Linked DNA regions of Homo sapiens: region 2 is linked to region 1. The links are chromatin loops, found by intact Hi-C in ENCODE. Cell type or tissue: endothelial cell of umbilical vein. All regions are shown on one strand.

Region 1 (2,500 bases):
ATTTTATGTAGTTGAACATGCCGTGGTGAACATTAAATTGGGTCTTAATGACTGAGGAGATGAAGAGGAGTTAGAACAACATCACATTATTGTGTCTGAAGAGAGAGAATACTAATCTGAAAAAAATGTTTTAATGTAATTTTTAGTATGGTCGTTAACTTTTAAAGCACAAGCCTGTTTGACCTTTTGTAACCAATTAAAAGTATTTTTACTTGACTATTTTAGATGTATAGTATGTGGAAAGGTTTAGCATATATAATGCTTTTTTTTTTTTTTTTTTCTGGCAGTTTAAAACTTGCCAATAATGGGCTTAAAGATAATTAGAAAGTTTTGTGGGCCATGAGACTGAATAATTGAATTGAATAAAGGCTAAATTAAAATTAGAATCTAATTAAAATCCTGTGTATTTGGCTGTAATTAAGACCAAGTTGCCAGATAGTGTTTGCTTTTGCAATTGAACTATAATATATCGATATAGGAAAACAAATTCATTAGCAAAATAGCTAAGATTTGGGGAATCTTTTTTTCTTTCCATATTTTAGCTAAAAAAGTGATTTGGGTACTTTTGTCTTGAAGTACCTAATTCTGTATTAATTAATTTTACCTTTCTAAATTCCTTTTGATCTATAGCAGTTGAGAAATTTCCCTGTATTTTCCTTAACCAGCACACCCCTTTTAACAAAATGATCTCCTTTAGAGATAAGTGAGGCCAGGTATATGAATATAGTTTTATAATGCTCTATCCTGTGATACATTCTGTCACTTTAAAAAGCAATTCTCTTTAGGGCTTATAGTTCTTTTGGTACAAAACCAAGCTCTTCCAGTTTTTATAAAAATGTCCAGTTGAAAGTAGAAAATATTTGGGAATGGAAAATAGACATCAGATATTCTCAACTTTAAAAAATGTTTTTATTTGGGGAGGGTAGGGGAGGGTTGTGGGTAGAAGATGGGCATTTATATATAACTATTTTTTTCCCCCAGAATAGTAGAAGATAAAATAATTTCAGCAATATTCTAATTTAGCCTTATGTGCCTGGCTACATTTTGTGGCGCTCAGAAATTCTGTAACATAAGGAGCAGAATGTGATTCCACTAGGGGACAGCAGAGGCCAAACCTTAGCATTGCACACTCACTGGCAGCAGCTTAGATCTTAGAAAAGAGGAAGATGGCCACTAGTTAAAATCTGTAATAACTTCTGAAGAGTTCATGGCTGGTTGTGGGAGAATACTGGTACTTTATGGAATAGCTAATGAGAATTTTTTAATAGTGTCTTTAATTGGTTTGTGAATTGAAATAATAAAAGTAAAAAGACAGTTTTCATGAGCATTAACTTTCCAAGGCTTACCATGTGTACCTTAGATATAAGATAGGAGCAATCTTTGTTAGTGAAAATGATTTCTTTAATTCCTTTAGCTTACATTTGTGAAGGTCTGCAGTCTGCTCCTCGTAGATAGTGGCTGATGCTTCTTTACGTGACCTGCTTTTGTTGGTATCTATGATTTAAAGGTTGCATAAAAGGTCACAGCAAATTTATTTTGCATCTTGAAGCAATGAGGAGCTGGGGGAGAGTATAGCCAGTATGGCTGTAGGAGTAGATAAGGAGGGCTGATATTTCTTAGGAGTCTATTTCCCAGGTACCCTTGGGAGTATTTCTTAGGAGTCTGTTTCCCAGGCACCCCTTAGGAATAGGGGTGCCCCCACTTTATTCTCCTGTCTAGTCAATACAGCAGGCACAGTGTTCCTTCTAAAACATAAGTCGGATTATATCACTCCTCTGATGGCATACCATTTCACTCAGAGTGAAAGCCAATGACCCCCTGGGCCTAAACTATTCATCCGTTTCCCCCCAGTTTGCTAGTATTCTCCCCTTGTTCTCTATGCTCCGTACTGGTCTTGCTGTTTCTTTTATGTGCCAGGCGTGCTTTTGCCCGTAGGGCCTTTATACTGGTGCTGTCTCTTTTCTGCTGGAATGCATTTTCCTCAAGTATCCACATGGCTGTCTTCCTCACCCTCCCCAACCACTCCTTTTAACCCTGCTTGACATTCCTTTCTCCAAAGTCCTTTATCACCTTCAAATATACTGGAGTATTTACTTAGTATATTTTTACATTGCTTTCACCTTGATTGTAAGTTCCATAAAGGCAGCAATGTTTGTCTAGTATATTGATGTACCCTAAGTGCTTAGAACAGGACCTGACATGTAGTAGACTACATTTGAGATAGTGATTCAGACTCATGAATCAGATCTTACCTAATATGTTAATTATTTATTGTTGTATAACAAATTGACCCATGGCTTGGTGGTTTAAAGCAATAACCATTTATTATCGCAGCAACCATTTATCTTGTAGCTTCTGTGGGTCAGGTACCCAGTGTGGTTCATCTGGGTCCTCTGGCTCTCAGTCTATCACAAGGCTGTAATGAAGGTGTCAGATGGTACTTTAAGGTTCAGCTAGGGTTGCATTCATTCTCAGATTTATTCACATGGTTGTTTCCAGA
Region 2 (2,500 bases), 340 kb after region 1:
AAATAAAAATAGAGATAGTGTTTTGCTATGTTGGCCAGGTTGGTCTTGAACTCTTGGCCTTAAACAATTCTCCTGCCTCAGCTTCCCAAAGTGCTAGGATTAGAAGCTTGGGCCACTGTGCTCAGCCTAGAAATACAGCTCTGAACAAAACCTGATCCTACCACAGAGATCTTACAGATGAGCAGGAAACATAAGTATATGGAAAACTCTTACTTACCCTTTACTGCCTAGTTCAAATGTCACTCATTTGATAACTCTTCCCTGACCCTCTTTCTGTCCCCAGTTCTTACAAGTTGTTTGGTATTACCTTTTTTTTTCTTTATTTCCTGTGGTTCCATGTACTTACCTCTATTACAGTAATCATATTTCATTCCAGTTTTGTTTCCATGGTTCTGTCTCGGTAGCCTGTACATTCCCAGAGAGAAGAGATGGACTCTGAATTCAGAATAGTTGGTGCAAGGTAGGTGTTCCAGTGAAAGTCTGTTGATTGAAAGAGCTGCTCTTTAGGAAAGAGTGAGGTCAGAGGCCTCTGTTTCTTCCAGGGTGTAAGGCAGATGAGGGGGACCCTACACAGCTACATGTATCAACATAGATGGTTTGACAAGAAGACAGGGTTACCGTGGACACATGACCTATTCAGTATGATCCAAGTTGGAAGGATTAGCCTGCTGCCCACAAGAATGGTAATTGATGTATCTCTCAATAGTTCCAGTGGGAAATGCTTCATAGCTTATTTTTATTACACAAAAGACAGGTCAGACCATTCACCTGGTGGCTTTGTTGAATCTTCAGTTTTCCTCCCTAAAAAGGAGGATTAGGACTGAGGTATCTCCTTTCTGACTACTCCATTATTCATAATTTTCCTTCCCCATCAAGCCCCTCTCTCTGACAAGCTCCAACTGATAGAATCAAGGTTCTTAGCTTATTGAAGGGGAAAATAAGTAAAGTAAAATTCACACAAAGCACTCTTTGAGTGAGTCACAGAACAATTAACAGTACCCAAGTTTGATTTAAATGATAATTTTGTTTTAAATCAGAAGGTTTCTTAAAGTATTTAGCTAGGACTTGTTATGCTTGTCAGAAATGACTCACGGGCCTTTTGGATTTTTGAGTGAATGCCATTGTTAGTTTTCAGTGTTCAACAATGCATAATTGGCACCCCAAAGCCCCATGTTTTTCCTTTTTCCCCTGAGCCAGTTGTGAGCAGTGGGAGGCAGGCCTGTGCTTCTGTTCTCCTGACGTGTCTGCTGTGATGCTGGGTAATTGCCATTATTGCTGGATTGCTCTCTGAGGTACTGGTTGCCAAGGATGTTTGGTGGGGAAGCTTCCACTACATCTGCTTTGGGCATTCTTCTCTGGGTTTTCTTCTTATTCCACATTTTGAGGAGAAAATCAGTGGAAATTTTGCTCTGAATAATTCCCTCCTGCCCTCCCTTTTTGCGGGAAGGTTGATTAAAACAATGACCATGTTAGTTAGCACAAGATTTTCTCTAATCAAGATGTTGTTAGAGGCTGGGCGCGGTGGCTCACACCTGTAATTCCAGCACTTTTGGAGGCCATGGCAGGCAGATCACTTGAGGCCAGGAGTTAGTAACTAGCCTGGCCAACATGGCAAAACCCCATCTGTACTAAAAATACAAAAAAAATTAGCCAGGCGTGGTGGTGCATGCCTGAAATCCCAGCTACTCAGGAGGCTGAGGTGCGAGAATTGCTTGAACCTGGTTTGAAACTGGGATGCAGAGGTTGCAGTGAGCTGAGCGACACTGTACTCCAACCTAGGCTACAGAGCAAGTCTCTGTTTCCAAAAAAAAAAATGCCGTTAGTTCCCTTCTCTGTAAAATGAGGATAATAATGGAACATACTTCACTGGGTTGTTGTAAGGAATAAATGACAAAACACATTGTGTAAAGCATGCATGCTCCACTATCTTGATGTAGAGAAAGACAGAGGAGTCAGGATTCATCCTTCTCCACCTGCCAACTCTCCTGCCACATCCTCCATGGGACTCATAGTCCTGTAAGAAGCCACCTGCCATGGCTGGGGCCACCACTGCTGACCAGTCTCCCATGCTCCAGACTCAAGGTGATCTTATCCCAAATTCAATATCCAAAAAGAAATGGATGACCTTCATATGTATGTGTTTTTAGTCTATTCCCAATGAGCTTTTGCTTCCATTTATCTCTTACTTGAAGTGATCTTTCGTGTTAAACAGTGAGCAATTGCTGAAAAATAAGAGTTAAGAAATCTGGATTCTAATTAACTTTATCACTAATTGTTATGTAAGGTGAGTCACTATTTTTTGGGTAATTGTTATGTAACTGTGAGTCACTTTTTTTTTGGGTAAACAAGGGTGAGAAGATTAATGAAGGCTGTCAAGACCAGTGGAAGAACAAAAGTGAGTTTCCATAACGATACCTTACACATCCAATGTTTTCCTTCCTTTGATTGCATTAAGCCTCGCAAAGGTAGAACAGTTATTTCTCTCTTGCTGTGTGAGATA

The links. Peaks named below come from ENCODE experiments on the same cell type or tissue, not always from the same donor. Only the 100,000 strongest peaks of a DNase experiment are listed, where the experiment ranks them.
Region 2: it touches region 1 in a loop (3-fold over the local background); 3 of 110 quality-filtered maps call a loop at or near these places.

What each region holds. Positions count from the first base shown.
Region 1 is chr11:108,696,963-108,699,462 of GRCh38, forward strand. All of the region lies in intron 9 of DDX10 (DEAD-box helicase 10), which reads left to right. Among named protein-coding and RNA genes, the nearest start is that of DDX10, 33 kb to the left of the region's middle. In endothelial cell of umbilical vein, a CTCF peak has its summit at 1,078 (motif pointing right); a DNase peak (open chromatin) is centred at 1,109.
Region 2 is chr11:109,037,397-109,039,896 of GRCh38, forward strand. No RefSeq gene overlaps it. Among named protein-coding and RNA genes, the nearest start is that of DDX10, 370 kb to the left of the region's middle. In endothelial cell of umbilical vein, no CTCF peak of the experiment used is centred here; a DNase peak (open chromatin) is centred at 1,165; H3K27ac peaks cover 1,230 bases.